Regions from separate parts of the Mus musculus genome. Here region 1 is linked to region 2. Evidence: chromatin loops called from intact Hi-C (ENCODE). Cell type or tissue: left cerebral cortex. All regions are shown on one strand. Each heading gives the region's core, and the rest is flanking DNA. Links, peaks and the distances in the headings are about the cores only.

Region 1 (5,377 bases), core at 316-5,315, 690 kb after region 2:
ATGCTGTGAATGAAGCTATTGTTAGCATGGCTTTCCGTGATCATGTTATTTGTGCTGAGAAGTCATTTTCTGTCATCTTCTGAGTATTTTCAAGCATACCAGATGTTATTCCAACTGCAGTTGCCATGTTGTACCATTAATCATGTGGTTCTTCCAAACAGAAATTTTAGAGACTTTGGTTGATGTCAATGTATTCTCTTCCTGACCACAGCTCCTACTAACCAGCAATCTACATTTTGTTGCTATGAGTTTCATGTTTTACCACCTATGAGATCACATGGCAAATGTCTTTTTCTGGTTTATTTTACATGACAGTACAAACTATAGTTTATCCATGCTTTTACTAATGATGGAATTCTCTTCTTTTTTGAGGTTGGATAGTTTTTCATTGAGCAAATATAAACATTGAATTTTTATACAACATTTTATTTATTTGCTGTTTAAGGTATTTTTTTTAATTGTACATGCATGTGTGTTTTACCTGCAGGAATATATGTGTAGTACATGGTGCCTGAAGTCCAGAAAGGACAGAAGAGGGAATTAGATCCCCGGGAACTGGAGTAATATACAGTTGGGAGACACTATGTGGGCACTGGGAAGTGGACCATGTCTTCTTCAAAAAGAACAAGTGCTCTTAACTCCTCAACTATGTTTTCAGCCTCACTGTGTAGCTTTTTAAATGAAGGTATTGGATTTGATAACAGTGGAGTCAGCCCTTCTGGAGGTATTTGGCCCATTGTCCTCTCATATGTGACAGCCTTAGAAAGGCATCTAAAAACAGAGAATATTTTTCAAAATAAAATATCCAAAAGGGAAATATATAAATTATTATATCTGCATGTAATGTATGAATTGATAAATCGTATCATACACTGTTTAGGATTATATACACATACAGTTAGTGTAATGTTAATGAGATAATGATTAACTAAAGTAATAAGGAAAAAAGACATAAATGAAGACTTCTGTACATATGTCTTTAAGTGTATTTCAAATAATCTTTGTAGGATGGGTGTTAGAAACCTATATATTCTCATGCTGTTTTGAAATGAATTACTTAATTCTCTCATCATATCTCTCTAGTATACACTACCCAATATAGACATATAAAAGTAATATATATTCCCTGAATAAGCAAACTGTTTCCTACTAAAATGCACTTTTTCTACATGATTCATGCAGGATGTAATATTTGTGGGTGATCATTAGCATTTCAATAGTGGGTCATTTTCCTAACCATATCCTGCTTGAGTGATTGTAGGGTTCCTAGTCCATAAAATTTCAGACCTCAACGCATTTAGTTCATTCTTCTCACAAAGAACAGGAGGGAATCTGTGCTATTATTCACTTTCATGTACCTGACAGACATTGGCTGGAAAGTGATAAATCAAACAAGTCTATGGAAGTGAAGAATCTGTGACGTCAGGGTAGATCCTGTTTCTCCAGGTTTTGAGGTATAGGCTGTGCCTATAAAACCTCCAACTCAGATGCCTTTCTAAGGCTGTCACACGTGAGAGGACAATGGGCCAAATACCTCCAGAAGGGCTGACTCCGCTGTTATCAGACAACCACACGAGTAGAAGTGCATTTCTTTGATATTATATATATATATATATATATATATATATATATATATATATTTATATATATATATATATTCTTTTCTAAAGGATGGAATAATGTATTGCCTTTTCTTCTCATTTGAAGTTACGTATTTTTGAAACATATTTTTATGTAGTGTGTGTGGAGGGTGTAGGTATAATGTATATGCATATGAGTGGAGGCCTGTGGTTGACTCCAAGTGTCTTTCTCATTCTGTTTCTGTCTACCCTAATTTTTAAAATGTGTTCTCTCATTCCATATAAAATTCATTAATTCAGCTTCACTATGGTGGGTGGTTCTTTTATAAAAATATAATTAGTGATTTTTTTTAAAGAAAATGATTTTGTTTGAGATTATCATACATGACCACTGTGTTTGTATAATTTCTACCCCTCTCTTGGACCCATCAAATCCTCTAAGTCCTATCTCATTATAGATAATTGTAACCCACCAATGAAGCCTCCTTCTGCAGCAGAGAACATTAAATAAATACATGTCTGCTTAAAATTCAAAGAACACTTGATGGAGGGCAGTACCCAACCCTAATTGATACATCTACCCTCTAAACCCTATGCCAAAGGCTCAGAAAACTGTGGAAAACGGGATTGAACAATTTATGAGGGCAAGGGCAATTCTGTTGCAAGATAGTCCCCTCCCTCCCTCCCTCCCTCCCTCCCTCTCTCTCTCTCTCTCTCTCTCTCTCTCTCTCTCTCTCTCTCTCTCTCTCTCTCTCTCTCTTGTGTGCGCATTTTGATTTTTCAGTATTAACAAGCATTAGTAGAATACCCTATTAATCTAGCATCAAAGTCCAAATCGTGGACTGCTCATCGCCTCCAGAGCTCCCCCTTGTGGTTTTGGACACCTCCCGACACAGAACTTCCACAGACCTTAACCCATGTTCTTAGCAATTAAACAAACCCTACTTCTTTTTGTTGTTGTTGTTGTTGTTGTTGTTGTTTTGCTTTTGTTTATGTTTTTCCTGAAATCCATAAGATGACAGATATCCAGTTCTCTTCCTTAAAATTATCTGATGACTGGTCTTGTCACTCAAAGGAAAGACAGTCCCCAGCATGGCACACAGGGTTCAACATCACCTGCCCTTTTTCATCATCCCTGCTCCAATTCTGGTATCTCACTTTCTACTCAGTGAAGATTCTGCTCTTCAGCCACTTTCTATTTGTATCTATTTCTTTAACTTCGATCATAATAAATTCCATTTTTTCCCTTAAAGAACTTTCCCTAAAATTTACATTTCCAGTGGGAACTCTTCAGAGAGCATCTCCTGCATTTTAAATAGCACAGCTCTCCTTGTTCTTTTAGTCAGATTTCATCTTTTCCATTTATTATCATCTGTCACATGATGGATATGTGGACATGTGTGCATGCATGTCCATGCAGACATAAACGTTAAAGTATTATTTGCGTTGTCTTTAAAATAAGCTGGCCTTCTCATATTTCGTTGCCTGCACTAAAGACATGAAGACTGACACAAGAGTTCAACTCACATGGCACACACAAGCTAAAACTTCACTCTCAGGGAATCATTCCTGTCCATCAGATTGACATGCTATAAGAACTCAAGTTAAATTAAAGTTAAATCAGGAATTCAAGTTGAAAAGCTACCAGATACAGAATTTCATCAAGTAATCTTCATTTTAGAGTATTTCCTCACATAGGACCTTAGTTTGACATTGTCCTTTTCACCCTTATTTTTTCTCTGCCCCCCCTTTTATTTCTTGTAGGTATTAAAAGTGCTGTGACTTTGCAGTCTCTAGTCAAGTCCAACTTCGTAGAAGGCTTTTTTTTGTACTTAAGATCTGTAATATTTGAATGAGACTGTCCTGCATAGACTCTTGTATCTGGGCACTTGGTCCTCAGTTTATAGCACTGCATTCAGAGGTTCCGGAAGTGTAGCTGTACTGGCTAGTTTTTTTTGTCAACTTGACACAGCTGGAGTTATCACAGAGAAAGGAACTTCAGTTGAGGAAATGCCTCCATGAGATCTAACTGTAAGGCATTTTCTCAATTAGTGATCAAGGGGAAAAGGCCCCTTCTGGGTGGGACCATCTCTGGGCTGGCAGTCTTGGATTCTATAAGAGAGCAGGCTGAGCAAGCCAGAAGAAGCAAGCCAATAAGGAACATCCCTCCATGGCCTCTGCATCAGCTCCTGCTTCCTGACCTGCTTGAGTTCCAGTCCTGATTTCCTTGGTGATGAACAGCAGTATGGAAATGTAAGCCGAATAAACCCTTTCCTCCCCAACTTGCTTCTTGGTCATGATGTTTGTGCAGAAAAAGAAACCCTGACTAAGACAGTAGCCTTGTTGAAAGATATGCTCCAGTAGAGATAGACTTTGAGAACTTGAAGACATGAGTCATTTCAGCTCACTCTCTGTGTTTCATGATTGTAGTTTAAGATGTGAGTTCTCAATTTCCTGCTTCTACTACCATACCTCTCCCTTGCTTCTCCCATGCTCCCCATAATGATGGACTTTTATCCTTCTAGAACCATACACCCAAATAAATCCTTCTAAAAGTTTCCCTGGTCACAGCAATAGTGAGCAAACAGCGGCATAACTGAAGCTTTCTGAGTTTTAACTCTAATATGTAGATGGTCATGGCCTAGAATACTATTAGCCTAGCACTGGGAAGCCTATGTCTCCTACATTTTAATATCCTAACAAATGGAGTATATAAGATCTTTGGGTCTTCTTAAAAATTAAATCAAGTAAACAAGGGCAAGCCAAAAGACAGCAAATACATAAGAGGGAACTCACAGACACAAGAGCTACAGATGGACCATTTTTCAAATGCCTCTTACACTCCAGGGTAGCACAAAAGAATTTGTCAGGATAGAACAACTTCTTGAATTATACATTGACTATAGAGTTGATAATTTTCTGATCCCCTTGAATAAGACAACCCAACCCTATGCCATTCAATACAATCAACATTTTGGTCACAAAATTTGTGACTATACCAGGGTTGTGGGTAGAACAAAATTCTCTAGCCTCAGTTCGTACATGAACACTTCATACCTGGCTACTAGCAAATGTCTAGGACAGTCAGTGGTAGTTTCCTAATGCAGCTTCTAGCCCTTACCCGGTCTTTGTATCTTGCTAGGAATGAGTGCCCAAACTCTTAGCTATGTTTGGCTTTGGTACAGTAGGTTTTATTCCCTATAATGTTCAGCTCTGCAGAAGGCCAACTTGTTGCCAGTATATCCAAATTGCAAGCATCAGTCTTGGACAATTTATTCCTTATCTTTCACTTTGTTCAGATGCTTCTCTTTCTTATTTTCTCTCTGGTTTAATTAGCTGGGTGTAAATTAGAAAGCTTCTCTCATTACTAATATTGAGAAATTTCATAACTGCATCTCCTCCTCAATTATGGTCTGTGGTATCACATTCTATAAACACATGGAAGTTACCCCCATTTCATTTTTAATTGACTAACTTCTCAATATTTAGGTTTTCGTCTAACACACACACACACACACACACACACACACACACACACACACACATACACACCAAGTTCACTGTATTTGAGGAGCTCCATTGGGTCTTTCACAGTTGTTGACTCATTTATCTAAGCTAACTAGCATGGGTAAAGCCATGATATCTATTGTATGAGGACTGTGACATTCAGATACCTGAAGCAACTCCCCCGCCCCCAGGACCCCACAACTAGTACATTTGCAAGATGGGATGATTTGCTCTAAGTTTATTTCTTTGGTCAGTCATCCCTGGATTAGCACTGTAAGAGATCTATGTAA
Region 2 (5,377 bases), core at 224-5,223:
GTCAGATGGCAAGAGAAGAGCTGAAGTCCCCAAACTGTGGCAATTGTGAGTCATGATTGTCTCACTAATCATAATTCAGACATACATGAACTTCACCAAAGAAGGAGCTGTGCTGCTAGGAAGAAAACCCCTTGGCTGCAGGGGCCAAGGGGGCTTCTGAAGTCGACTGTGCGAAGTATAAACACGCGCTGCTGCCTCTTTGCCTACACACGAAGTGCACATCCATGCAGATCCTAGCTGAGCACTCTGAGTGGAAGCCTAGTTTTCTGTCTGGTTAATAGCTGCTGGTTTTGCTTACACTTTTATCCTCCTTGTTACATCGCAATGATGATTATTTGGTAAATACATGTGAGAGGCCACACGCTCCATACACACTTCTTCTGGGGTGGAAATAACCTCCTCCTCATGTTTCTGGCTGAATAATTTAGCTGCTGACACACCAAATCAAATGCAGCCATGACAGGTATCCCACTAATAACTCTGAGGCTAAAAACAGACTATTGCTCAGCATGTGTGTCCCCCCCCCCCCATCTCATTGCCTGACCTGATTAAGGGTTGAGGTTGGGGTCTAATAGGATTCTTAAGGAAGTCCAGCCCCTCGCCCAATGTTATGCTTTATTCAGTCTTACAGGAACTCAAGTAGCTCTTCTGAAAATGATTATGACACCAGAGAGAGGCAGTAAAAGTATATTTTCTAGGGAGTGGAATGATATGGAACAAGAGAAAGGAGGCAACACAGTAGAAGATGTGTAATATGGTTTTGTGAGATGCCACCCAGTCTATCCCTGGTCATAGGGCTCACAAATCCTCAGAAGTCACCTCAATATACTGGAAGACAGAGTACAATAGAGTAAGAATTCCTACTGTGTGCAGTAAAGTAAGAATTCTCACTGTGTGTAAAAGGGAATGACCTCAGACTTCTCTTGTCTACTATATGGACATAACTCTCTAAAGTATTACAATGGCATGTGTTTTAGTAGGGTGGCCAAGCTCCAAACATGATTTCACATAAACAGAGTCCCATTCTGTCTTTGGAGGAGATTGAAATTAAACAGCAGTATCTAGAACTGGGTCCAAAGTAAAGAAAAGACAGAAGGGGGTCTTAATAGCCAGACTCAGATCTGATTTAGGAGGTGGGGACTGGCAAAACTAAAGGAGGAGGCATGAAACCTGTCCTACTCCAAAGCTGCCCAAGCATATCTGCTCAAAAAGGCAGGGCTCCTGCTCATCTACCTATGGAGACTTCATGGGAAGTTGGCTCAGTCCCTAATTCTGCAGAGGGAATGCAGGCAGAAGAGAGAACTGCAAATGGGCTACACCCTGAGCGCTTAAATGGCAGGTGCAAGGGAGTGGGTGCTGGTCGATGGGAGGAGCCAAAGGACTGGGAAATGTCTACATAGTTCCCTCCAAGCCTATATTCCTGCACCAAGAAAGATACATCTTGGAAATGACAGTTCCTCCCAACACAGGATACTAAGATACAGGCAAGCACAAACCCTGCCTTAGTCACCTCAACACCCACCCTGGGGGGGGGGGGGGGAGCCACAAGCTGGCACAAGTAGCCTGTGATCAGCAACTGAGCCAGCACATTCTTGCTACTGGGAATTAAGACCTTAATCTAAAGCAGCATTTCTAATACTGTATTGTTTCAGGTGTGTTTGCGGTGGGAGGGCTATGCCACTGGGTTTCAGACACCAGGATACAGTCTTCAGCACCTGGAGAAGGTAGATGGAGGGGTAGGGGGTATTCCCCAGTCTCGCATCTTCCTGCAGTCACTTTAAAGCGCCTAGATACCAAACCAAGGCTCTGCATCTATTTTGCCAGCAGGAACCACTGAGTTTGGGAACTTTGGAAGCCAGGGGTTGGGGGTGGGGGATACCAAGGCTCAGATTTCGGCGCCAGAGTTCTCAGCCAGGAAAGCAGTTGAAAATCAACACCCATTTGCCTCCTCATTTTCAGTCTCCATCCCTTCTCCCTTCCAGGACGCTACAAAGATCCTACCCATAGCGGCACACCTACACACACCTACACACACACACACACACACACACACACACACACACACACACACACACACAGAGTCACACATATATGGACACACAAGCCCGTGCACACACCCTTGGGCTTAGAAGGTCTTTGATTCATAAGATAGCAAAGCCACAGAACGAAAAAGGCCCGTGCCACCTCTTTGCTTCCCGCCCTAAGTCTGCACACGATAAAAATAAAAATAATAATAATAATAACCACACATTCTAAACACCACCACAGAACACACCACCCCGCCAGCAACCCCAGCACGTCCCGTACCTGATATGCAGACGATGAAATTGGCTTGAAGAAGAAAAAGCACCTCCCAGACTATTTCCATCCTCTGATTCTCATTCCAGGTGCATCACTCGACGGGAAAACAGGGGGGAAGGGGGGAGCCCGACACGGTACACACATACACACACGCACACTCTCTCCAGAGAGCGCACACTCGCGCTCCCACCCGACAGCCGGCCAGGGACAGGCACCCCCAAGATCAATAACGCAGTTTGAATTGTTTCGGCAAATCTCCCCTCGGGCTCTTCGGATGTACTCCCCAGATGTGCTGACACATGTCCGATGCCTCGTTGCCTCGGAGGTCTCCCCTCTCTTGTATCTCTGCTCCTCTCACCAGTGGCAGAAATGGCACTTGCGGCGACCGCGGTGGCGGCGGCGGCAGCCACCTGAAGCCAACAGCACTGGGCTTTTCCTGCAAAACCGAGACCCCGATCCGCCGGGCGCCCCAAGAAGACATAGACAACAGCCCCCCGCTGGGCCGAGCTGTAGAGTTCTGGGCTCTTGCTCTCTTTCCGTAGGCTAGCTGAGCCCAGGTAGTCCGCGACAAGTTGCCCTCGAAGTCCGCCCCCCTTCACCGGGGCATGGTCAAAGGGTGACTGCTGTCTCTGATCAGGCCAGTTCTCCTGCTTCCGGAGGGGTGGGGAGAGAGGAGCAGACACCGCACACAGAGAAAGAAAGAGAAGCGGGGATTATTGCCCGCAAACACAGGTCACCAGCTGCCTCCGTTGACCCTCCCTGCTCCCCAAGTCCTCGAGCCGCCTGCCGCCTCCAAGCTGGCTTCAGGCGATGCTTCCAGGACGCCGAGCCCAAGGCTAGGCTCCCAGGACTGGGGTGCGTCGGGAGTCTCACTGACTCCCCCTCGTTGCACGCGCGCTTTCCGCTTTTCTGCTATTTTCCAGGGCTCCCCAGACCCCGCAATTGCCTCGCTTCCATCGCCCGCAACTAGCACCGCCGCCGAGATTTTCCGCAATGCAACTGCAGGGGTCGTTATTTCCTCGCCTACGGATCCCGACGCCTTCCCACTTGGAGAGGAGGAGGGCAGGTGGGGGCGGGAGCACGAGGAGGAGGGGAAGGAGAAGGCTCGGCCAGGTGAGCTTCCGTGCGGCCGCCCGGAGTCCCCACGTCAGCGGGGCGGCCAGGCACCCGGGGGCGGAGGCAAAAAGTCCGTCCCGGGGAGGGCGGCGAGGACATAAGGAGCAGTAGCTGGGAGTCAGCACTTCAGGCCACTGCCTCGGCCGGGACCCTAGGCGCCAGCCTTGGAACTCCGCCCCGCCCGGCTGCCCCGCTTCCCCTCCAGGAGCTTGGAGTTTCTTTTTTCTTTAAAAAGAACTTCTCGGCTGTTCGCTCACTACAGAAAAGCCGTGCGGGACTCATCTTGGAAGGACTGCGCTGTGCTCATTCCCTCTGCAGCGGAATTTGAAGGATTTTTTTTCTTTCTTTCTTTCATAATCCATTCCCTGCCCTCTCCTTTTCGTCCCTCTCCTGCTCCCTCCTTCCCCCCCCCCCCGCCCCCATCCTGCTCGGATGCCAGAAGAAAGCTACTTACCCCACAGTTCTCTTCGCAGATTCCCTGATCAGGTGCAACTCTTGCCCGCAAGTCCCTCACCTCCCTCCTCTCGCAACGGACACTCTAAGTCCGGGTACCAGCGGCCGCCAACCGCATCCCTATCAGAGCAGCTACGGGAGAATCCGATACCATCGGAAACCCAGGCCTCCCGGGAAACGGGTTTCCCTTCTTGTTTTTCTTTCACCGTTTTTCTTTAGAAAAGCTCTCAAACGCTTTGGTGGCTTTTGATGGACCCCGGGATACTCTCGGTCAGCGACACTCAGCAGCTTCCAGGGAAGGAGATTTTCCCCCAGCAAGCCGGCGCGCGCGCACTCTTGCCCAGCGCGCGGCTCTCTCGGGCCCCAGGGGAAGGAGGGGGCGGCGAGAGCACCACCCACCACCCAGGCGGAGCCGGAGCCGCCGGGTCTGCAGAAGGTCTAGCCCTGGAAGGGCGGCCTGGGAATGCAGTGCGGATGCAGGGTAAATGCTAGGAAATCCTGCGCTCCGGACTGCTCGCCTAAAAGGGCTAGGGGTGAACAGGGAAGGAAAAACTGCAGCAGATTTGTGTGCGTCTATCAAGGCAGGAGTGGCTGGCGGAAAGCCCCAGACCTACCTCTTTTAAGGGTGCTGAAGAAGAAGAGGGCAGGGCAGAGGGAATCCCTGGAAAGATCTGGGGTTTGTGGAGAAGCTTGTCCGGATACCCAAGTGTGACGTTGGGAGGCTTTGCATAAGCGCGGATGGACACACACAACAAACACACGCACAACCCACAGGGAATATTTTTGTACTTTTAAATTGCTGATGCTTAGAAGCTGTTTCACTGTGAGCCTCGATCTAATAAGCATAGAAAGAGTGGAGAAGTGGAAAGGAAGAAGGTGGGAAAGAACCATGTTTTTTGATCTGCACAGTAGATGCAGCAAACACAGCGAACATCCAGACTGTGTGGCATCTAAGGGTGCGGCATAAGAGCCAAAGTAGTTACACCAGAGGGCTCCCCGGATTCTTGAATGGAGTCTAGGAAGTCTAGAGATTCTCTGTACTGGGAAGTCGGGCGTCATGAGACCCGGAGGGGAGCAGTGGGGGTGTGGGGGCTGGCGCTGAGAGAGGAAGGAAAGCAGCTAGCTGACTGCAGAAACCAGAGTGTGCGGTTCTGCAGCCTCCGGGGATCCTAAAAAAGAACCGCTGGCAGTCTTGCCTACTCTTTAAGAAGGAGGTGTGGCCGAGGGAATTTTTTCCCCCCTCTGAGACGACAGCCAAGGACTCCAGGTGGCCAACGCATTAAAAATCGAGGCTCGGATGAAATAAATCCATGCTTTTTAGGTAGAGAACTTTGAGACTCAGCAGGAAAGACATTGAGACTTGAGAACATTAATAGAATCAGAGACGGTGAGAATTAGCCCATTTGGGAAACATAGAGGGGAGTGTTTGTCTCCGTGTCTTGAAAGTAGACTGCATGAAAGGGATTTTTTTGAGCAGAGAGAGAAGAAAGCAGTTTGCCAAATGTGA

Evidence for each region. Peaks named below come from ENCODE experiments on the same cell type or tissue, not always from the same donor. Only the 100,000 strongest peaks of a DNase experiment are listed, where the experiment ranks them.
Region 1: it touches region 2 in a loop (10-fold over the local background); 2 of 42 quality-filtered maps call a loop at or near these places.

Annotation. Positions count from the first base shown.
Region 1 is chr11:92,403,086-92,408,462 of GRCm38, reverse strand. No RefSeq gene overlaps it. Among named protein-coding and RNA genes, the nearest start is that of Gm25113, 500 kb to the left of the region's middle. In left cerebral cortex, for the core only: a CTCF peak has its summit at 2,467 (motif pointing left); a DNase peak (open chromatin) is centred at 2,460.
Region 2 is chr11:93,097,217-93,102,593 of GRCm38, reverse strand. Car10 (carbonic anhydrase 10) reads right to left here and starts at 4,228. Exons shown (of 10, transcript NM_001361708.1): 1 at 3,872-4,228; 2 at 2,308-2,948. The coding sequence starts at 2,368. In left cerebral cortex, for the core only: CTCF peaks have their summits at 1,280, 3,307, 4,831 (motif pointing right) and 5,046; DNase peaks (open chromatin) are centred at 3,401, 4,306, 4,521, 4,985 and 3 more places; H3K4me3 peaks cover 4,908 bases; H3K27ac peaks cover 3,697 bases.